3 separate regions of the Homo sapiens genome follow, and all the other regions are linked to region 1. Evidence: chromatin loops called from intact Hi-C (ENCODE). Cell type or tissue: Calu3. All regions are shown on one strand.

Region 1 (8,000 bases):
AATTCCAAAGTCATTTCCACATTTTTGGATATCTTTTCAGCAGCACCCCACTCTACTGGTACCAACTTACTCTATTAGTCTGTTTTCACACTGCTGATAAAGACATACCCAAGACTGAGCAATTTACAAAGGAAAGAGGTTCAATGGAGAACTCACAGTTCCACGTGAGTGGGGAAGCCTCACAATCATGGTGGAAACAAAGGAGGAACAAGTCACATCTTACGTGAATGGCAGCAGGCAAAAAGAGAGCTTGTGCAGAGAAACTCCTGTGTTTAAAACCATCAGATCTCATGAGACCCATTCACTATCACAAGAACAGCATGGGAAAGACCTATCCTGTGATTCGATCATCTCCCACCCAGTACCTCCCACAACACATGGGAATTATGGGAGCTACAAGATGAGATTTGGGTGGGGACACAGAGCCAAACCATATCACAAGGACATTAAGTTCTTCAAGAAGTTTTAAGGATATAGCAGAGTCAGCTTCTAGCAACAGTAACAGCAAACACTTATATAGGACATACCAACACAATTTCTAGGGAGGTAAACAGAATCCTACTTTGATTAAAGCTTGGACAAAGACAATGAAGAGGCGACTCCCAGGACCTCAGGTGGTTAGATCAGGAGACTCTTAGCTCAGTTTTGCAAACAGAGGGCCTCCTTTGGTTTTCCCAGTCCATCAATCCCATTTGAGTCAATGCTTGTTAGGGAGCACCAGCCATGTGCAAGGCACCGTGCAGGATGCATTGGAGCTGGAGGCCAGGGAGTGGATGGAAAGGTAAAGAAGGGCACTCCAGACCTAAGACATTGCATCGTGTGTTTAGAGAAGGCAGAGTGGTCAGCAAGGCCAGAGCTGAGCTCACAGGCAGGTGATGGAAAACAAGGGGCTGCAAAAAGAGTCCAGGACTGACACTGACATGCTCCAAATGCCAACCGAGGGATGTGTGCCTTAGCCCCATGGTTCTGGAAACCCCCAGAACGCTATGGACAGAGGTTGCCCCATGGACACTGGAGATCCTGTCTTGCTCACAGCCATCTCCCTCGTGCCTGGAACAGTACCTGGCACGTTTATTGATGGAAGTAAAGAATAAACGAATGATTTACATTGGAGAACATACTTAAATGTAGAGCCTGTGGAAGGACTAAAGACAGGAGGACCCCATTAGGAACTCACAGCAATATGGAATCCAGGAGGCAGAGGTTCCAGTGAAACGAGATCGCCCCACTGCACTCTAGCCTGTGTGACAGAGCGAGACTCCATCTCAAAAAAAAAAAAAAAAAAAAAAAAAAAAAAGAATTCACAGCAATCATCCAGGTGAGAATTGACCAGGGAAATCAGTGGTGATGGGTACAGAGAGAAGAGCACACAATCAATCAACAGTGAGGGTGGGCACAATAGGACTTATAGACTAATGGGATACAGTGTACAGAGGACAAGAGGTGTTAAAGACACCTGGCCAGTATCCTGATGAATGAGGGAGAGGGGAATGGGCTGCTTGGGAGAAGAAACCTGTAGGGCTTGGAGATGTGAGATGCTCCAGGCCCACCCTGGAGAACAGCATGTGCATCCTCCACCGAGCAGATGTTGTGGGGAGGAGCTAGCGCGGGTGGTGAGAAGCAAATAGCGTGGAAAGTAAGAAAGAGCATGGTTACTGCAGCCTCCTGCAGAGAGCTGACAGCCTCCCTGCAGCTCTTTTCTCTGCTCACCAGGCCATGTAGCCCCTTACTCAGGGACACAGCCCTAGAGACAGAGGAGTGGCTGGATAACAGGAAGGGAAGCAGGGGTGCAAGGGAGTACAACTCGTGGTGGCAGGGTGTAGTGCCAAGCTGGGGCCTGTGGCAGCAGCTGAGGTGTCAGGGAACACAGAAGATGTGAGGACAGCCCATCTCACCAGTGGAAGCTCACAGGGAGGTTTTCAAGCCGCATCCGAGCTAGGGCTGGCAGGACCGAGGATGGATTCTATGTTTCATGGAGAGAGGACCAGGGTGGCTCCTTTCCCATGTATAGGCATATGTTTTAGGTTTGGGTGATGACATCATTATCTTGGTGTTCCCTACACCCTGTTCCAGAAATTTTGAGAAGCTGGGAGGAGCCAGGGACCTGCTCATGTCTGTGATACAGACCCCACCCCTAAACTGTCCTCTACAGATATACAGCCAGGGCAGGGGGCTCCAGGTGCCCAGGGGATGTGCTCAGGGTGATCCTCCAACAGCCAGCCCTCAGACGGCACATGGTTCCCAGGAAGGACTTTGAAAAGCTGAAATCTCAACCAGCCATGCAGGCTCCTTGGGAAGGATCCGTGCAAGGGTCCACAGGTCCACCCTCCCCAGGCTCACAGAGAAGGCCCAGGCTGAAGGGTGGACCACATGTTTCACTCGCACAGGACTATAGCTTTGGGTTTGAAAGGGACACACTTATTGAGTACCTACTATGTGCCAAGCTCTGTACTAGACACTGGGGATACAAAGATAAATGTGACATAGTCCCTGCCTTCAAGGAGTTCGCAGTTCATTGGAAAAAACTGACATAAAATCAAATAATTAGAATGCGTAAGGCCATTCTAAGGATTAAATGTAATTAATTGTAGTTAAGTGGGAGACAACACTAAGTCATTTAATCCTCACACGAACAGCCTGGGAGAGGTGGTGTTGGCCCATTTTACAGGTGAAGAAAGTGAGGTTACATTGGTGAAATCACTTGCCTCAGGTCATACAACTAGGGAGAGACACTGCCGGCGGAGTGCGGGAGCACCACACAGCCTGGTGAGAGTCACTTCTGGGCCTCTCTTCCCAGCTGTTTGCTCTGTGGTATCTCACTGGTGGCTTGAAACCTACCAACAGATGGGTCACAGAAATCAGCAAACACTACAAAGCAGGTGACAGCCTGGATTCAGATTCCAGTTTGAAACTAAAGACTCCCTCCAGTCTCCCCTAGAACATTCTCTGATTTGAACCACCCACTCCTTCTAAAAAGTCTGCCTCCCCAAGAGACTCACAGCAGCTTGCCCTGGACAAGACCAAAAAAGACAATGGATGTGGTCCGCCTTGGGAGTCCCCAAGGGCTGTGCAACAAAGTCAAGTCACCGTCCACCCTTCAGCTCTGAGCTAGAATCTCAGCAGACACATCTGGGCCAGGTAAGCCAGTGGGCCTGGGATGGGAGGGATAGAGTGGACCAAGAGGAAGAGGCGGCTGCGAGGGAGAGCGCGTTCATTTCTCTAGAACGCTCATCTGGAGAACGTGGTTAGTGTGATTAGTTGAGTAATCTCTGTCTCCCCCACCAGGTCCACAAGGACAAGGACTGTGGCTGGCTTCACTAACCACGGTAGTGCAAGCACCACACCTGGGCAGCAGGAAGCCCCGCACCAAGATTTGTTGAGTGAATGAATGAGGTAGTGAATGAAGCAGGAGGCCATAAACGCTGAGGGTGTACACCTGCCTCCCTCCCGCATCTCCTACCCACCCTATGAGGAGGGAGGGGAGGCAGCAGGAGAGCTGGGCTACCTGGGGTAGAGTCCAGGTTCTGCTACTTACTAGGTAACCTGTGCCTCTGCGTCCTCCGCTGTAAAACGGGGTCTGTGGGGTTGTCCTGAGAATTAAATGAGTTAACATTTGTAAAGTACCTGGCACGCAGTAAGCGCTATATGTGCTAAACAGATAAGGAAGATACCCCCGCCCCCCAACCCTCCACTCCCCAGATCACTCTGTGGGCAGAGACCGTTTTCTCCTCTGCTCTTCCAAGGTAACGGTTCAGCCCGTTCCACCCCGAAAGGGTTTCCCTGGGGAAAAGAACCACCGCCTTGTCAGAGCTCCGAGCGTCCTCCCCTTCCCCACACCCCGTCCCACCTCCAGCGTCCCCACCCACCCACCTCTGTCTCTCTGTAAGTGACCCTGAGCCTCGTCCAGCTCCGCCAGGCCCCCAGGCTCGCGGAAGGGGCCCCAGCAGCCCCGCTGCGGGCTGGGGGTCCGGGAAGCTGCAGGCTGGACGCACCGCCCCAGTCAGCGCCAAGGCCCGGCCCGCACGCCGCGGGCGCCACCCAGTGGCCATCTGCGGAATCGGCGGCGGAGGCGGCCTACAAGAGCCTGGAGGCCCAGAGGGCACCCGGGGTGACAAAAGGGAGAGAAGGTGGAAGGAAGGGCGTAACACCGAAGGGACTGCTAGTCTGTAGGTCATAGAGCAATTCATTCAGTCCAGGAACAGTGATCCGTGGGGAGGGCTGCACGGGCGCCGGTGCGCAGAGCCTGCAGGGGCCCTTTTCTCTCTGTGGGTTAGATATCCCCGGCCCCAGGTGACCCCTCCTGTAGGACAATCTCTGGCATGAGTCTGAGGTTCCTGCTCCTGGAATCCCTGGCTTCCCTGTGCCAAGCGCATTACACCCACAGCGCCACAGCTCTGGGCTGATGAGAAGACAAAGACGGGACTCTACACCCTGACGTTGGAGAAGCGCCTCGCTCCCTGGCTGAGGTCTCTGGGGAATAGCATTTGGCGGAGACTCCAGGTTCTAATCCCAGCTATGCCCTGACTCTACGTGTGCCCCAGCCCATCTGTGCCTCGATGTTCCCATCTGTGGAAAAATGATGATAAAAATAAAAAATCTACCCAACCTCCTTTCCGGAGGTGGGGGAGGTGAGGCTTGCACGAAATAATGCTGACGAAAGCATTTTGAAGACCAAAAACCATGGTATTCCAAGTTTCTGATCTGTGATAGCTTTAGTAACCAGGTGAATACAAGAAATTACAAATACACTTACTTAAAGAGTAAGCCCCTCAAGTTCTGACATTAAAAACTCAAACAGGAGACTTTTGTTTGGAGGGGAAAGAAAGGAGCATGCAGTTGAGATCCAAAAATACGAAGTTCCATATGGGAAATTTAAATGATCTTAAGGATTTTACTATATAAAATTTAGAAGGCAGCTCACTCTTCAGGAAACCAGTAGAACAGACATTACCATCCCCAAAGACATTTGGAGGACAAAGGAAAAGCCAAAAGTTAACTAGGATCCTACTTGATCTACTTCAAAAGCACAATCACAGAACCTCACAGTGACCTAGGACATCCCAACAGCCACCAGCATCTATTCAGAGTGCGCATGAACACCTCCACCTGCCCACTTGTACAGGGCTATTCCTTGTACAAGAACAAATCCACCTGCAGACCCCATTCTGATAGCCACAGCAGTGGAACCCAGGCCCCTGACTATTGGCCCAGTATCATAAGAATGAAGCTGTCCCCCATTTCAGAGTTCAGACCTGGAATCTCAAGGCAGGATGAGAATTGACCCCAGAGTGAGGGAGAGAGGCACCCCTGACCCAACCTCTACCCCCGAAACAGAGCAGCGAGCCAAACAGCATTCCCTCACTGACTGGGTACCATGGGTAGCAGCTGCGGGGAAAGCGAGACCACCTGCTTCAGGAGAGAGGATTGGGGCAAGCTGAGCAGGGGCCCAGCACCTGGCAGGGCAGACCCGAATGAGGGATTTCAGCTCCTTTGATTAACACATCTCCTCAAAGTCCTTTTTATTTTTTTTATTTATTTATTTATTTATTTATTTATTTATTTATTTTGAGATGGAGTCTCACTCTGTAGCCAGGCTGGAGTGCAGTGGCGCGATCTCAGCTCACTGCAACCTCCGCCTCCCGGGTTCACACCATTCTCCTGCCTCAGCCTCTCAAGTAGCTGGGACTACAGGTGCATGCCACCACGCCAGGCAAATTTTTTATTTTTTGTAGAAACGGGGTTTCGCCATGTTGGCCAGGATGGTCTCGATCTCTTGACCTCGTGATCTGCCCACCTCAGCCTTCCAAAGTGCTGGGATTACAGGCGTGAGCCACCTCACCCAGCCCCAAAAGTCCTTTTTGACATGCAGGGTCCTATGCAGATCCTAGCAGCCTCCTCCTCCTCCCTTCCCCCTCTCTTACTGTCTTCCTTCTAAGTAGAGAGGGTCACATACACCATCACAGCCTGTGTACTTCTGCTTCACCGTGTTTTTTCCCCAGTTTGTTCTGTTTCTCAGGCTTTTCTTCCCCCTTACATCACATGGTGCCACACAATATCTGTTTCCTCTGTGGTCCTCCAGAGTGCCAGAATCTCTGGGAGTGAGCTTTGACAGACATCTCCTCTGAGTTCTCCAGGCCCCGTGGGTTGTTGGATTTTACTGAGCTCCACTGTCTAAGTGCACTCGCACAGAGGCAGGCAGAGGGATGAGATGCCTAGCAGCCAAGTGGACAGCACTCTGATGTCAATTCTCACCCTGTTTAGAAGTTCCACGTCCTGGATTCTGAGGTGAGGGGCAGACCCAGTCTCATGGTAGCAGTATTGACTTCAAATTAATTCAACAATTCCCTGTTGCTCTTACTCTGGCTTCAGCACTGTGCTGGGTATTGGGGGATTTCAAAGGCAGGATGAGAAGATCTCAAGACTCCCTCACCTCGCCTTTCATTCTGACCCAAGGAAGAAGAGCACTCATCTGGTTGGTCAGATTTCAGGACATTGACATATTTGAAGTGGGTGTAGTCACTATGCATAAAAGATAAGCTGAGGACGTAGCTGCAGAGGTTCTCTGTTCACCCAGCAGATGCACTTCACTGGCCCAGGCTGAGGCATTGTCCTTGTCCTTCCATGTGGCTGGCCAGAGAACAAGAAGAGCAGAGATTTGGGGAGAGGAAGGCCCCCATACTCAGCCCAGCTAACCCCAGTTCACTGCATGGGGTTTATGGTCCAAGCCCAGCTACGAGTAAAGGTGATTCTGCTTCCTCCTCTGTTCTTCCTCTAGGGCTCCCTTTGGGACTTTGCAGGCAGTGGTTGCTAGAGTCTAGGTCTGCCTGGATGCCCTAGCCCTTACACATGGCTTAGCACCTCAGTACTGCCAATAGCTTTGATAAGGAGCCATCACCCTCCAGCTCAACAGGGAGGCTAGCGCAGTGCTGAGGGAGGAGGGAAGAGCTAGAATATGATTTCATCAGGGAGTTGGGAAAGGCTTCACAGAGACAGCAGAGTTTAACACTGGCCTTGAAAGACACATAGGATTCCATAGAAATTTGGAGGCAAAATTGACAAATGGGATCTAATTAAACTAAAGAGCTTCTGCACAGCAAAAGTAACTATCATCAGAGTGAACAGGCAGCCTACAGAATGGGAGAAAACTTTTGCAATCTATCCATCTGACAAAGGGCTAATATCCAGAATCTACAAGGAACTTAAACAAATTTTCAAGGAAAAAACAAACAACCCCATCAAAAAGTGGGCAAAGGATATGAACAGACACTTCTCAAAAGAAGACATTTATGCAGCCAACAAACATGAAAAAAAGCTCATCATCACTGGTCATTAGAGAAATGCAAATCAAAACCACAATGAGACACCATCTCACACCAGTTAGAATGGCAATCATTAAAAAGTCAGGAAAAAACAGATGCTGGAGAGGATGTGGAGAAATAGGAACACTTTTACACTGTTGGTGGGAGTGTAAATTAGTTCGATTGTGGAAGACAGTGTGGCGATTCCTCAAGGATCTAGAGTCAGAAATACCATTTGAACCAGCAATCCCATTACTAGGTATATTCCCAAAGGATTATAAATCATTCTACTATATAAAGACACATGCACACGTATGTTTACTGCAGCACTATTCACAATAGCAAAGACTTGGAACCAACCCAAATGCCCATCAATGATAGACTGGGTTAAAGAAAATGTGGCATATATATACCATGAAATACTATGCAGCCATAAAAAAGAATGAGTTCATGTCCTTTGCAGGGACATGGATGAAGCTGGAAACCATCATTCTCAGCAAACTAACAGAGGAACAGGAAACCAAACACCACATGTTCTCACTCATACATGGGAGTTGAACAATGAGAACACGTGGACACAGGGAGGGGAACGTTACACACCAGGGCCTGTCGGGGGGTAGGGGGCAAGGGGAGAGATAGATTAGGAGAAATACCTAATGTAGATGATGGGTTGATGGGTGCAGCAAACCACCATGACACATG
Region 2 (8,000 bases), 130 kb before region 1:
GACAAAGAAAGCTGGAGGAAAAACAGATTTGGAGGCAGAGATTAAGAGTTCACTGTGAGATGCCTCTGAGACCACCCAGTGGAAAGATTAAGAAAGCCATTGACTATAGAGGTCTAGAGCTTAGGAGAGAGGTCTGAGCTGGAAGTATAAATTTGGGAGTTGTGATAAATTCTTTGAGTAATGACACTATGGTGGCTGTGAGAATGTGCCTAGCAGACCTCTAGGAGTCACAGGACTCCCTTGATAGCCAACTTTGGCGTGAGGGCCTCCCAAAAGCCTTGCAATCCTCAGATTGCACAGCAGGCAGGGACCCTTGAACTCAACTTACCTTCCCTCAATCTGTCACTCAGGGTTAGACTTGCATGGTGGTCTGATGGCTTTTCTAGCCTTTCCCAACTCCTTCCCCATTACTCTCATCACTTTTCTCCTAATAAAAATCCATGTACATTTCACCCCATCTTGGTGGCTACTTCTCAGAGGACCCAGGCTAACACAAATCCCAATTTGTTCACATTTTCCTATATCCACGCCTTGGGTAGTCACTTCCTATACTGAATCTAGCTTGGCCATGTGACTTGCTTTAGGCAATGGAACAGTAGGAAATGTGACACAAGCAGAGAACTGAAAAAGGCTTGCTCACTGGGGCTTGCCCTCTCTCCTTGCTATTGTCTGAATGTTTGTATCCTCCCCAAATTCATATGTGGAAAGCTATTCACCATTGTAATGGTATTAGAAGGTGGGGCCTTTAGGAGGTGATTAGGTCATGAGGGTGGAGACCTCATGAATGGGATTAGTGCCCTTACAAAAGAGGCCCCAGAGAGCTCCTTACCTTTCCACCATGTGAGGACACAGCGAGAAGGCACCACCTATGAACCAGGAAACAGGCCCTTACCACGACTAAATCTGCCAGCACCTTGATATCAGACTTCCCAGCCTCCAGAACTGTGAACATCAAATTTCTGCTATTTAAGAGCCACCCAGCCTACAGTGTTGTGTTACAGCAGCTCAAACAAAGACACTTGCTTCTGAAACCTTCTGCAACTATGTGAAGACACCTGGGCTGGCCTCTCTGAGGACGTGAAATCGTGAAGAGAGAGGCTCCAGCATCCCAGCTGTCCCCCTGCCCCTGCCTCAGCTGATGACCCATAGATGTCAGTGAGGCCAAACCAGACCATCCAACTCCAGCCAGGCCAGCCTAGGACAAAGGAACCACCAGCCAACCCACAGAATTGTGAGAAATGCTAACTGTTGTTTTAGGCCTCTGAGATCGGAGGTGATTTATTATGCAGCAAAAGCTAACTGCTACAGGAGTGTGGGGCATAAAGATGATATTCAAAGCCATGGGACTCAGCTGGTCTGATCATGGATTTGTAGGTCCTGCCCTCATTCTCCCAACCCAGAACCTTTCCTAGAGTTCTTGCCATTAGCCAAAGCTCTTTCTGAACATTTATTTAGCACTTAACTGTGTTCTAGACAATATATTGAGGAGCTGTGGGTATACAGTGATAACTGAAATACAGTCTTCACCCTGGGGGGAAAGATGGGGGTTGGGGAGATCAGAGAAAACTCTTCTTTGATTTTCTATAAATTACAAATTGTTGGATATAAAGTTGGCAGGAATATGAAATCTGCCTGGATTCTTCCACTTCAGCTTCATGGCAACACTTTCTACACAGATATATATATACCACATACACACTCCGTAGTATTACTGCCTTCCGTCAACTCCCTGCTTTCTCTGAGAGGAGTTGGTGGGTACTCACTGTCACTTCAAAGTCAAGTGTTAAGGATCTTGTCAAAGTCATAGTTGGCGAGCACAATGACCCCATCATAGGGGAGATTGTACTGCAACAAAGGGAAGGAGAATCAGGATTTGCCAAAGGTTCCAGAGTAGCATCTTTACTTGTTTATATATTCAGTAAACTTATCAGTCACCTAAGGGCAAAGCATTGGAGACACATAGATAAAAGACACAATCCTCGCCATCAAGGATCTCAGCCTAGGAGAGGCTGACGGTTACAACACTACCTAAGGAGCACAGTGTCAGAGGTAAGCATGGGATGCCAAGGGAGTGCAAAGGAGAAGAACCCAGGACAGCCCAAAGGGATTGAGGAATCAGGATGAGCAACTGAGAGCCAGGCCCACGTGGGGTGGGTGAGGGCAGGTCAGGTGATGAACGTCAGGGCAAAAGGGAGGAACAAGAGTCACAAATGACTCCCAGATTTCTGTCTCGGGCAACAGGACGGAGGGCGGTACCATTTGCTGAAAGAGGCCATGTGAGAGGAGGACAAGATTTGGGAAATGAAGATGGGTTAGGTTTTAGACAAGGTGAGTTTGAGACACTATGATGTGCTGAAGTATAAACATCTAGTATTCAGTTGGAGAGAAATCTCAAACTCAAAAGAGAATCCTAGGTTAGAACAGAAATTTGGAAGTCACCAGCATACGAGCGGTGGCCAAGGCAAAGGGAGGGATGTGTGGACCATAAATAGCTGAAAGGGCCAGGGTGGACTGGGAAGCACCTGTGTTTAAGGATCAGTCACTCAGTCCCATCTGGAGGAGGAACTCAGCCAGAGCTAACCACAGGAGAAACTGCCAAGCAGTGGGAGCACCCATGAGACACCATAAGGTATCCAGGCCTCCTTCTCAGGGCTGTTCCGCTCTCCTCTCAGCAGTCTATTGTGAATGGCCAGGACAGGAATTAGCACTAAGAGCACCAAGATGTTACTGATTAGTAACAGATATCGTCAGAAATATTTGCATTTTAATTAGGGGTCCAAACCTCACAATAATTCTGGTTTCGAAGTCAAGACTGGATTCAAACTCAGGATCTACCACCTACTATGATCTCGGGTTCTGCAGGCCTTTCTGCTCATCTATAAAACAAGAATGACAATTCCTGTACCTCAAAAAGCTGTACATACAATATAACTAGTTTCTGGGGAGTTGTTAAACGACTTAGCATATGAAAAAATCGGAAATGAGGCGCTGGGGAAGGAGCTGGGATTGGCAGCGGCCTGGGTGTGGACAAATCCTCCAAGATTTAACTTCCAAGGAAACCGGCGGCGGAGCGGGTGGAGGAGGCGAGGATGTGTGGCCAGTGCACGCGGAGTGCAAGGCCGTCTAGTTGGGAGCCGCAAGAGCCTGCCTGGTGTGGCAGGCACACAGAACCCAATCCCTGTCTGTCCCCTGCGGCCTGGGAGGGGAGCGCCGGCCTCACCAGAGGAAGGAACAGGAAGGGAGGAGTTCCGAGAGGAAATAATTAGTGAAATATTTGCAGAAGATGCTGGGATGTGGATTTAATTCCGGATGGACAGTGGTGCTTCTGATTCCCTCAGTCTGTTTCCCCACCCACGATCTCCTATTTCCTTGGCCTAGACACACCAAAAATAATTCAATAAAATAAAAATAAAAATTTAAAAATAAATAAATAAATAAATAAAAATAAAAAACTAGTTTCTGGCACATGCTGGATGCTCCACACTCAGTTATCCTTCTAACAGGGGTTCCCAAACTAACGTGCATGAGACTCCCCTGGAGGGCTTGGCCCCGCCCCTAGAGTTTCTGATCCAGGATGTCTGGGACTGGGCATGAGAATTTGAATGCCTAAGAAGTTCTCGAGGGTGCTATGTGGCTGGTCCGGGAACCACACCTTGGGACAGGATGTTCTTCCTAAGGACCCCTCCCATGTGAGTGAATAAACACTCCATGTACCCCCAGACTGGTCTTGTGGCCCTGGGGAAGGGCCGTGAGGTCTGAGCTCTAGGGTCTAAGGGCAGGAAGCATGATAAACCCAAAGGGAAGTGAGGGGCAGGGACACACACACAGCCTTCTCCCTCAGCTGTCACACAAGATGTCTCAAAGGCTAGAAGTTGAGTGATTCACACCTCCGTGTTTGAACAACTGTGACTCACAGCTCTGGGTGCAGGAGGTGGGCTGTGTTGACTCAACTCTTCCGGCAGGCAGGTAGCAGGGAGAAGGGGAGCAGGTCTGCAAAGTCTCAGTCAGCAGTCCGCAGAGTGGACTGAGAGCCCCTCTGAGCACGATGGGCTGGAGAGAAGAGAGAGCTGTGGCAGCACTGGAGGAAGGCAAAGGCTATGAAGTCTGCATCCTGTGCAGCATGGGAAGAACAGCCACCCTCCCAGATGCAGGAGATGGAAGGAGGCCTGGACGTCTCTTCCCAATTCCTGCTAAGCTAACCTCTGTCCGCTCTGGGTTAAGAAGACCCTGAAAAGCAAGAAGAGCAACCTGGAACTTACTCAAGAACACTACTCCCTCAGTATTGCCTGTCCCTCTCCATCCCTCTGTACCCTGTAAACCCAGGGAACCTCCACTCTCCCGGGGCTTCATGGATGCAAACCTCCAGGAAAGCCCAGTAGTGGCAACAGTGGAAGGAACAGGATCTTCCTTCCACAAAGGCCTGTCCTAGGCATCATCTAATTTATTTCTTAAACATTTCCTTTGAACTCCCGATTTACATTTATAATTTAATTCATCCTACATTCAGTACTATGCTAGGTACTGAAACTGCAAATATTAATTAATCACAATGCTCAACCTCAGAGAATTTTGCTCAATGAGATATAAAATGTGCTGCATTCATTTCATAGTCTCAAACACTTCTGCATACAATTTAACTTATTCCTCATAATAGCCATAGAGAATCTGTGATATAGATCCTATTTCATTTTTATCATTCTGATCTTCGGCTTAAATATCACCTCCTCAGAAGCCTTCCCTGATGTTGCTATCTAAAGTGTGACCCTGTTACTGCCACATCACCCTCTATTAATTCTCCAAATGCCATTCATTACGGTCTGATTTTTTTTCTAAATCTACTTATCTATGTATGGTTTCTCTCTTCCTACAATATAATATAAATTCCACAACAGTATGATATCTGGCTGTCTCGTTCATTGCTCTATTCCCAGTATCCTAGTCAGTGCCTGGCCCAGAACAGGACCTCAGGACACATTTTCAGAAAGAGGGAAGAGGGGAAAGGTGAGTAGAAGAAAGGAAAGGGAAAGCAGGGAGAACTTAAGTGATTTTTCACCCAGTGACAGAACTGAGCTCACATAAGGGGCTTTGCCCCCCAAGCCCAGGCTCCTTCCTCTCCAGTCATCATGGGAGCTGCTCTGGACCAGGGCTCAGGTTCTGAGGTTGGAAGGCTGGCTTTCCTTGCCTGGATGAACCTAGGACTCTCAGACTTCAGCACCGAATAGCTCATTAACCCAGAGTCTGAGATCCAACAAAAAAAGAAGGCGGAAGTTGGATGTGTGTTTACCTGTCATTATGAATCCCTCACTAAGGAAAGGGTGGAACTTTTTTGTATTTAGGATCATTACTTTCAAGAAAACATCAATCAAGGACTAAATAAGTCAAGAGTAACTCAATTTACCTTCTTTTCAGAAGCAGAAATATAAAATGTTCCTCACAGCTTTTTAAATTAAGAACAAAGAATAAAATTCCTATTCAGTAAATATAGCAAACAAAAAAATCCTATTGTATGACTAGTAAAGGGTAAGAGAGGGAGAAAGATAATAGAAGAAGAGAGAGAAGGGAAGGGAGACAGAATCATATGACAGTCAATGATCCTAACATGGGAAGGGGCCTCAAGTGGCCATTGGCTCCAGTTCCCCTTCTCTGAAAGACAGTTCTGTGCCTGTGTATTAATAAGTGGAGACCCAGCAGGTTTAAGTGCTTTTCTTGTGGTCATATAGCTAGTATGGATTGGAACAAGACCAGATCCACTATGCCAGCGTCAGAGAATATATAATTTGATAAAAGAAATACTTTATTAAAGTACTGGACTTAGAGCTAGAAACCAATCACTTAAGAGAAAGAACCATGCATCTTTATTTTCTCATTCCTTCTGGAAAAAGCACATGTACACATTTGGTTCATGAGAAAGGGGAAGGAACCCCAAAAGGCACTTAAGAGAGGCATACACACAGATACTCTCTGCAAGACAGCAAGGCACAGAGAACTACTTTGATACCAAGTTGCATTTTTGCAACTACAGTGATATTTTCATCAATAAGAGGTGTGGCCATCGGTGCAGCCCTAGATTTTTTTACCCAGGTTAGAAATTATATGAAAACTCACAGGGACGGATGCACTCCCGTGCCATACGCAGTTGTGCCCAAGACAGCATCACACCTTCATCCTGGTGCTCCCAGGGGCTGTGCCCTCCCTCAGCCCCATTCAGCTGCTGCTGTCACTACCAATCCTGTACTGAGAATCTAGAGCACTCTCTCTTCACCCCAAGCCCAGACTAGTGTTTATGGAGGAAATTTTATTTTTCAACTGTCATCCACATAGTTACAAAGGCCCTGTGATTCAGAGACTGAATCTGCCACAGCAATAACACATGAACATAAACGGGAAGGCCTTTCCTTGGAGGAGCCCCATTCTATAACCTCATTCAGTGCAGTTACCCCCAAGTCCATGCATGTATTGCAGACAATAGAACCTTCTTGAATCCTCATGTCAGGGATGAGGATGACATTCATAACACCAGTTTTCCAGGTTACAATGAGAAAGGTACCACACATCTTCGCTTCTGCCAGGAAGGTACTTTATTTGCACATAAACAACTCTAACTATTTGTTACAACTGTTTGTAAAAATGGTTTTGCAAGGGGCTTTTTGGTTCTGAATGGCTTTATAGTTTGTAACATGTATACTTGGTCCAATGGCCTAGTTCCAGGCTCTCCCCACACTGTCAGCACCAGGAGGACAAAGACCATGTCTCTCCTTCTCCCTTTGTCCTATCTCTCACCCCCACCCTCTTCCCCCACTGCTCAGATAATCATTCAGGGCATATTGTAGATGGTTGTTAGTATACTATTGTATTTCCTGCTTTTCCCAATTCTCCCTCACTTGTTGGGAATGCAAAGTAATATATGCCAGCATCTCATCTACTCATCCCTGACCAGCTGAGCTACCCAATTTTTCCAGACCAGAACTGGGCTGAGGCCTGCCTATAGGAGACCAAGGGCAGTCGCTGCTCCACCCAGAAGGTTTCTTCCATGGCCCTCCATCTAACTCCTGTCCATAAGCCCCATCTGCCCCGCCTACCCTCCCCCAGTAGAAGGGAAGAGAAAAGGCGTGGTTCTGCCTCAGATTTACAGAGCACAGAGCAGAAAGCCACCCTGAATTGTGGGACTGCTGAAGCTAGAAAATATCCCAACCTTCATTTTCAGACAAGTTAAATGAGGCCCAACTAGGTTACCGATTTGCACAAGGTCACATGGCTTCTTAGAGAGGCTGAGTTGGGTAGAAATGAAGTCTCCCACGCAGTACTCTTTAACTACCCTATCCTGACCCAATCTCCGTCCTGCCTCCTTTCCCCCCAGCCATGCTGTTCTTGGTCTGGTAAATTATTGTGCTGCAGGGTAAGTGGGAATGACAATGCCTAGAATTATCTACATGAGCCTCTATTTTTGCCTTTATGATAGAGAGGATCTGAGGGACCCAACCAACACACTATCAACTAGTGATGGTCTGGTTCCCCTACTAGTCTACAGAACTATTTCTGGGGAAGCCAAGGAGTGAGAAGGCCTTTTCCAATCTAGGCCATGGTCAGTCTCTGAGACAACTGGATTCACCTGACTATGATCCTGAGAGAAGCAGGCATCAATAACTAAGGTGCAGACAAACCCTGAAAATCAGATGGTGACATGCGCTCTGCCTTTCCATTAGACAATTCCACCACCCCAGGTAGGATTCATGAGCTCACTGGACTGGGATCCAGAGGTGAGATCCCTGTGGTGAGATCTAGGTTGCCAGGCAAAAAGTGGAAGACACACAAAGTTTGGTTGTTCATCCCTTCCAAATCTCATGCTGAAATGTGACCCCCAGTGTTGGAGTTGGGGACCTAGTGAGAGGTGTTTGGGTCATGGGGGCTGATCCCTCATGAATGGCTTGGCACCGTCCTCGAGGTAATGAATGCATTCTCTTTCTATTAATTGCCACAAGATCTGGTTGTTAGAAAGAGCC
Region 3 (8,000 bases), 61 kb before region 1:
CATTGCTAGGAAAAGAATTTAGCAATATCTTCCCTACTTGCACGTCCATTTGTAGGCTCTCTGCAAGAAGAAAAATATGGCTCTTTTTGCCCGACCCCATAGGCAGTCAGACCTTATGGTTGTCTTCCCTTGTTCCCTAAAAATTGCTGTTATTCTGTTCTTTTTCAAGGTGCACTGATTTTATATTGTTCAAACACACATGTTTTACAATTTGTACAGTTAACACAATTAGCACAGTGGTCCTGAGGTGATGTACATCCTCAGCTTACAAAGATAACAGGATTAAGAGATTAAAGACAGGCATAAGAAATTATAAAAGTATTATTTGGGAACTGATAAATGTCCATGAAATCTTCACAACTTACGTTTGTCTACCGCGGCCCCAGCCGGTCCCTCCATTCGGGGTCCCTGACTTCCCACGACACCTCTCCCTTTATTTTTATATAAATGTGCCATGGCGATGAAGACTTCTTCGTTCTCTCGGTTTTGATGCAAGATTCTTTGACTGGTCTGGCACACTAAAAACAAGCCGATTAAACAGAGAAACATGATTCCAAAATGTACTACAGTGGAGCCCCCAACAGACTTAATCCAAGTCGTGGGGTTTAGTCCAGAAAGACTTTCTGCCACCTGATCTAACGCATCAGCTCCAGGCACAATGGGTAAATGAGCTTGAGAGGCTTCAAAAATTTGTTTCTTTAATTTAGTTATGTCCAAGGATAAATTATCTTCCCTACCCAGAAGGTGTCCTTTGACCATTTCCCATGAATGATCAGTCTTGTTGTAGGAATATGGTGTGACACAGAAATCAGAAGTATTCCAGTCACACTGCATTTGCATGTGATATTCAAGACTCATTCGCCGATCTCCAAGCCAAATAACAGAATGTCTTAAATCATTAATTTGATTAGCTAATTTTTGATCACTGCCCTGTTGAGAATTCCACATTTGGGTGGAATTGGCTTGCCAATCATTAACAAAATGAGTCATTTGAATAGATTGGTGTAATGCCACTCCAGCAGTGGTGGCCAGTGCAGTGACTGTAATTAGGCCCATGGTCACAGTCATTAAAGTGAAAACAAATCTCTTAGATCTTCTGAGAATTCATTGTAATATTTCATTAATTAAACATACTGAGGGGAAAGATTCCCAAGGTCTGGGTAAAGTTACCAGTATCCAGATTCCTTCTCGAGCTCGAATCAACATTACACTTTTCCTGAAGTCAAAACGGGAATTAACACAAGTGTGTAAATGACAATTAATGCATTGGACAGTTTGATTGTTTGTCCAAATTTTGAAATTTCCCACTAACAGCATGTAAGGAGGCTTAACACAACTCTGTATAGGAATATTCAGGCTGGAGGTAAACAAAGCAGAATGTTTGAATCTACATTGATACTGAGGGAGAGGAGCGGTGGTGGCAACGCCCAATGTTCTCCACTGTAAAGAAGCAATCCGAGGTGCCCGGGGATGCCAAAGAGGTAGAGTTAAGTCAAAAAGAATTATCATAGAGAATTATCAGAATTATCAGTCAAGAAGAATTATCATAATGCCAATTGGAGTCCCATAAAGGAGGATCAGCATCAAAAAGAGGAAAAGCGTTCAAAGGAGATTTATCACGGGGTTCAGAATCACGGATGCAAGGGGTGGTAGTGGGGACAACAGACAGAAAAGTTTCCCCATCCCATACTCGCAGTCCAGACATGGCAATAGCCAGTTTCCAAAGTTCTGGGTGTTCTGGGCTCAGAATGGGAAATATAATATGAGGCCTCAGGGGAGTAATGCCCTTATCTTCCCATTTTAAGGGAAAGAATGAGCTGAACCTCCTATGCAAAGTAGGATGATGATCCTTGTCCTCCCAATAAGAAATAAAATAAGTAGACTCCAGGCATTCCCTCCCACCAGAGGAGCAATTGTTTTTTAAATAGCCCTTTGGTGCCCAGTCTATTACTAAACCATATGAGTCATTTTTTAATAGTACTGCATGTGAGTTAACACAAGCTTCCCAAATTTAAGTTTTAGATGGGCCCTCAAAATTTTTAGGACATGGTTTTCCTACAGGTTTATATTGAAAGTATGGGGTATCTCCTATTACTCCCCTTTTCATTTGTCTTAAAGGAGAAAGGGAGAGGCCAGAGACCAAATGTCCCTGTTCCCCTGTAGCTAATCTCTCCAGAAGATAAGCAGCCCAGACTTGAGTTTCTAGATGGATCCAACCAGGTGCATGTCCAAGGCACAGAGGAGGGTATTTATAACCCATAGTAACATTAAATGCAGTGTTTTCTTCTGGTTGAGTGGGGAAACAGTCATCTGTAGCTCCAGGCATCCACACACTATCGTTAGTATAGATTTCTGCAGGAGCATCCATCCAGGGGAGAGGTCAAATAAGTGGAGGAAAAGGCACATAAGCCCAATAAGAATAATTTTGTTTAGCAGGTAAATCAGTATGAGGGCAAACTGGTGAGACAGAAAGTATAAGGAGGAGAATTATTAAATAAAACCTATTGTAAGTGAGATCCAGTGCTGAAGGAGGAAGAGAACAAGGGGATGTTATTTTTAAGCTAATAGAAATGGTAAGATTTTTAGGTTCGTAGGGAGAAAAAGAAAGGCAATTAGGAGAAGTGGGATTAGTTAGAGGGGTCTCCGTTGCCATTAGGGAGGATTGAATCAGACTCTCTTGATTTGGCATGCCAGTTTCTGAGGAGTCGGCACAGATCTCACCAGGTATGAGGGCGGTCTCTGATGCAGATGTCTCTTCCCTGTGGTTTTCATTGTTAGTATTCACATGAAGTTTCAGCCTCTTAGTGGGCACCCAGACAGGGGATTGATGATCTCCTGGTGAAACGTAAACATAACCTCTTCCCCATGTTATAATTGTTCCAGGTTCCCAGGTATTGGTTTGGGAGTTTTTCCATAACACTGGCTTGCCTTCGTTTAGGGAGAATTTTTTGCCTGTGTAATGGCTTTCAGCTGCGGTCAGAGTATTGTCTTTAGGAACATTTAGAAAGTTTAAAGTAACAATGCTAAATGTAATTGGGATTGGGGAGTGGTTAAATTATGGTTTTGTTGCTCAGACTGTTTGGACAACTGAGTTTTTAAAGTGCGATTGGCCCATTCCACCACAGCCTGTCCCTTAGGATTGTAAGGGATTCTGATAATATGGGAAATTCCCCATTGTTGCATAAATAAATCAAAAGCCTTACTAATATATCCAGGGGTGTTGTCTGTCTTTATCTGATATGGAAGCCCCATAACTGCAAAGCAAGAATACAGATGTCTTTTTAACATGGGGTGTGCCTTCCCCTGTTTTGCAAGGAGCCCAAATAAAACCTGAAAAGGTATCCACAGAAACATGTACATATGAAAGTCTGCCAAAAGAGCTAACATGAGTCACATCCATCTGCCATAAATCATTAGGAGTTAGGCCTCTGGGATTAATGCCATGTTCCTGATTTGGAAGTACAAAAACTTGGCACTGAAGACAGCAGTGGACAATAAGCTTAGCCTCCTTCCAGGTGAGAGCAAATTTATCTTTTAATCCAGCAGCATTGACATGAGTGAGATTATGGAACTCGTGAGCCTCTTGGATAGCAAAAGAGACCAAACAGTCGGCCTTATGGTTACTAGCAGACATGGGTCCCGGTAAAGTGGTATGAGATCTAATACGTGTAATATAGAAATGGTGTCTACATTGGTGAACCACCTGTTGTAACCTTGAAAATAAAGAAGCCAATTCGGAATTATTAACATGTTTGATAGTAGCAGTTTCTATATTTTTAGTGGCATGTACAACATAAGCAGAATCAGAGACAATATTTAAAGGTTTGGGGAAATCCTGTAAGGCAGTAATTACAGCAATTAACCCTGCCTTCTGAGCAGAGGTATAAGGGTTAGAAATAAGCTTGTCTGTAGGACCCACATAACCAGCATTTCCATTACTGGAGCTCTCCGTGAACACTGTAACGGCCTCAGGAATAGGCTGATCTTTGGTCAATCGAGGGACCACCCAAGAAGTCATTTTTATAAAATCAAACAATTTGTTTTTTGGATAACGATTGTCAATAACACTGATAAAATCAGCCAAGTGAATTTGCCACAGTATGGAATGTTGAAAAGCAGCCTGAACTTTGAGCTGATTTAAAGGAACCACAATTAAATTCGGATCAAATCCAGAAATTTTAAGTATTCTACACCGAGCTTGTCCAATTAGGGTGGCCATTTGGTCCAGACAAACAGATAAAGTTTTTGACACAGAATGAGGAAAAAAACACCGTTCCACTAAATCATTATGTTGAACTATTAGCCCAGTAGGGGAGTGCAATGAAGTGAAAACCAGAAGCTGAAAAGGCTGAGATGGCTGTACCCTAGACAACTGGGCAGTGTGGATTCTTTCCTCCATGAATTCCAGTTCCAGTGAAGTCTCAGGGGTCAAAGTCCTGGGACTGTGGAGATTGGAATTTCCACACAATGTAGAAAACAAGTTAGACAGCGCATATGTTGGAATGCCTAAAGTAGATCTTAAATAATTAATGTTACCCAAAAGTTTTTGGAAATCATTTAAGGTTTTTAAAGAATCTCTCCTAATCTGAACCTTTTGAGGTTGAATACATTCTTTATTGACCACCATTCCTAAATATTGAACAGGAGTGGTCTGTTGAATTTTATCCTGAGTGATGTGTAAACCAGCCTCTGTAACACGGTGACTCAAAAATTGATAACAGTCAATTAATTATTTATCAGTGGGGGCAGCAATTAATATATCATCAATATAATGAAGCATATAGGCCTGGGGAAATTGAGCTCGAACTGGAGAAAGCACCTGTCCAACATAAAGCTGGCAGATGGTAGGGAGTCTTTAAGATCAATAACTATGAGAGGCCAATTCTTAGGTATTAAAGCAGGGGCAGGCACGCCAGGTTGGATGGCACCCATAGGTTTAATTACAGCATTAATGGCCCTTAAATCAGTTACCATCCTCCACTTGCCTGATTTCTTTGTTACTAGAAACACAGGAGAATTCCAGGGGGAAAGAGAAGATTCCACATTTCCAAGTTGTAACTGTTCAGAAACCAATTGAGTTAAAGCCTCCAGTTTTTCTTTAGAGAGTGGCCGCTGCTCAATCCAGACAGGTGCTTCAGATTTCCATTGTAGGGGAACAGGATTAGGAGGCAAGCAGTGGCCGTCATTGAAAAGGATAACCTAAACCAGCCCTGTCTTCTTTTACAGTAACTTGAAGAGCTTTAGTAATTCCTTCATGTCTTGGACTGAGACCAAGTCTGGGAACAAACCCCATGTTTTCCATTATATGCTGACTGGGAGCACTGTAAGAGTGATGTGGAATATTAATTTCAGCCCACCTTTGTGCCGGCAAATCTCTACCCCAAAGATTAATGGGGATTGGTGTGATATAAGGCTGAATTGTACCCTTTTGACCATCAGGGCCAGTGCAAGGCAAGATAAATGTGCTCTGGTGAACTTCATCAGCTTTTCCAACACCTACTAGTCCCACGTTAGTGGGATGTTTAAGCCAGGAGGAAGCCATAAATTAGAGGAAATAATAGAAACATCAGCCCCAGTATCTATTATGCCCTCAAACTTTTTTCCTTGAATGTGTATGGTGCAGGTGGGCCATTGTTTAGAAATTACATTAATCCAATAAGCAGCTTTTTCACTGCTGGAGCCCATCCCAGGGCCCTGTGTCTTATCTCCTTTGTTTAAAACAATATTAGGTAGTAAAAGTGATTGAGCAATTGACTCACCAGCCAGAATGGAAACAGGAACCTTGCAGACACCATAAGTTTAATCTCAACAGAGGAATCAGAATTAATGAGACCAGTATGAACTGTGATCTTAAAAGCTAACATACGAAGGAGAATACCTTGAGTGCACTCATCAGAGACAGATTTTTCAACAGCATCTTGTAATTTACCCATAAAATCAAGATATAATTCATTGTGACCCTGTTTAACAGTAGTAAAAGAAACAGGAGCTTGGCCCAGGGCACTTAATCTATCCCAAGCTCTCATACACACCTTTGTTACTTGTTCCATGGTGAGAGCATCAAAGCCTAATTGGGCGGTAGTGTGAGAGTAATTATCAGAGCCTGTGAGCTGAGCCTGAGTAATTGGAATGCCATAAGCCCAATTTAGCTGAGCCTGCAGACGGGCCTCCTCTGATCACCAGATACAGAATTGTAAATGCTGAGATGGAGTTAGAACAGCTTTTGCCAAAAGGTCCCAGTCTCAAGGAAGCAAAATGAACTCAGTACAAAGGGTCTGTAATACCATTTTAACATATGGAGAAGTAGGACCATACTGAGTACAAGCATCCTTGAATTCTTTTAAAAAGGTAAGATTGAGCAGCGGATATCGATGCACTTATACCCCTTGAGCATTGGGAGGTTCCAGCACAACTGGATAAGCCCATGCCTCTAATCCACTTGTTTCTTTGTTCTAGTATAATAAGCGTTGCATGGAAGTTTCAAGAACAGGCACATGAGATGGAATCAGCATAGAAGTGACAGAAAAAGTATGTGTAGATAAGGGAAACTGAGGTTGAGGAGGTCAGACCAGTATGAGAGCATGAGAAAGGGGCACTGGAGGAGCAGAAGAGGCAGAAGCATACTGGTGATTATTGTCCCAATCCTGTGCAACCAGAATGACAGGGGTGTCCCTGCATGAGGAAGGGTACAGAGAAGCAGGTTGAGTGAATGGCAAAGTGACCAGTTGAGGGACCGAAATAACAGGAGGGTGAGGGGCTGTGGTGGACGGGGGAGGGCCTGCAGAATTACAGGTAAATTGTAGTCTGGTCCCGGAGCCATCAGATGGCTCCGGAGGCAAAGGCTGCAAAGGTTTGGAGAGGGAAGAGTTAGCATAGATATGGTCCCAGGCTGTCCAAGTCAGGGCCATGGGAGCTACAAGTACTGGCTTCTCGTGAAAAGAAATAAGATCATCAGGGGGTGATGTTAAGCCAAAGTCACCGGAGTTAGATATTGAATCTTCAATATCTTCAGGTGGGTGAGGAGTAGGCAAACGGAGAGGCTGAGCAGATAACGAAGGCTGAGTGGGAGAGGGAAACTGAGGAAGAGGTAGAGGGTTGCCAGATTCAGAAAACTGTGGTAACTGCAGGGGGTCACAGGATTGGTATGTCATTAGAATGGCATGTACCAAGGCCCAATCACCCAAACAGTGACGGGAACATAATTTTCTGTCAGGACCAGTTCCCGGAATTTTCCACCAACATGATCCCATAGTTCCACATTTAACATTCCCTTTTCAGGAAACCAAGGACAGTGTTCTTCCACCACCCTGGATAGGGTGACAATATTTTCCATGGGTACCCGAACTCCTCCCTGTTTTAACAGGAGTTTAATATAGCAGAGATAAGCATAATGTTTAGACTCCACATGACCCATAGTTACCCTGGACAATACACAGACAACTCACCAATCGTCAGGGAGCTGAACAAGCGTTTCTGTGGACCGGACCGATGAAAGTTTCTCCGCACCTACCAAAAGGAATCAGGTTCCCACATGCACTTAGGAAAAAGAAAACCACGTTGGCATGCCAGATACTGGGGGAACCCGCCCCCAATATTTCAATGTAGGTTCTTTCTATTTTCCGTAAGTGTCAGCCAGCTGAGAAATAAAGAGAGACAGTATAAAGAGAGGAATTTTACAGCTGGGCCACCGGGGGTGACATCACATATCAGTAGGACCATGATGCCCACCTGAGTCTCAGACCAGCAAGTTTTTATTAAGGGTTTCAAAAACAGAGGGGATGTAAGAACAGGGAGTAGGTACAAAGATCACACACTTCAAAGGGCAAAAAGCAGAAATACTAGTAAGGGTCTAACAAAGATCACATGCTTCTGAGGGAACAGGACAAAGGGCAAAAGCAGAACTACTGGTAAGGGTCCAACAAAGATCACAAGGCAAAGGGCAAAAAGCAAAACTAATAATAAGGGTCTATGTTCAGCGGTACGTATTGTCTTGATAAACA

Evidence for each region. Hi-C counts contacts between places; a loop is a spot of excess contacts. Peaks named below come from ENCODE experiments on the same cell type or tissue, not always from the same donor. Only the 100,000 strongest peaks of a DNase experiment are listed, where the experiment ranks them.
Region 2: it touches region 1 in a loop (2.7-fold over the local background); 6 of 110 quality-filtered maps call a loop at or near these places.
Region 3: it touches region 1 in a loop (2.3-fold over the local background); 2 of 110 quality-filtered maps call a loop at or near these places.

The regions. Positions count from the first base shown.
Region 1 is chr1:181,186,094-181,194,093 of GRCh38, reverse strand. No RefSeq gene overlaps it. Among named protein-coding and RNA genes, the nearest start is that of LINC01732, 16 kb to the right of the region's middle. In Calu3, a CTCF peak has its summit at 4,051 (motif pointing left); a DNase peak (open chromatin) is centred at 4,043.
Region 2 is chr1:181,321,085-181,329,084 of GRCh38, reverse strand. It overlaps a transcript of CACNA1E not described here. Among named protein-coding and RNA genes, the nearest start is that of LINC01699, 89 kb to the right of the region's middle. In Calu3, no CTCF peak of the experiment used is centred here; a DNase peak (open chromatin) is centred at 3,914.
Region 3 is chr1:181,246,652-181,254,651 of GRCh38, reverse strand. No RefSeq gene overlaps it. Among named protein-coding and RNA genes, the nearest start is that of LINC01699, 14 kb to the right of the region's middle. In Calu3, no CTCF peak of the experiment used is centred here; a DNase peak (open chromatin) is centred at 3,421.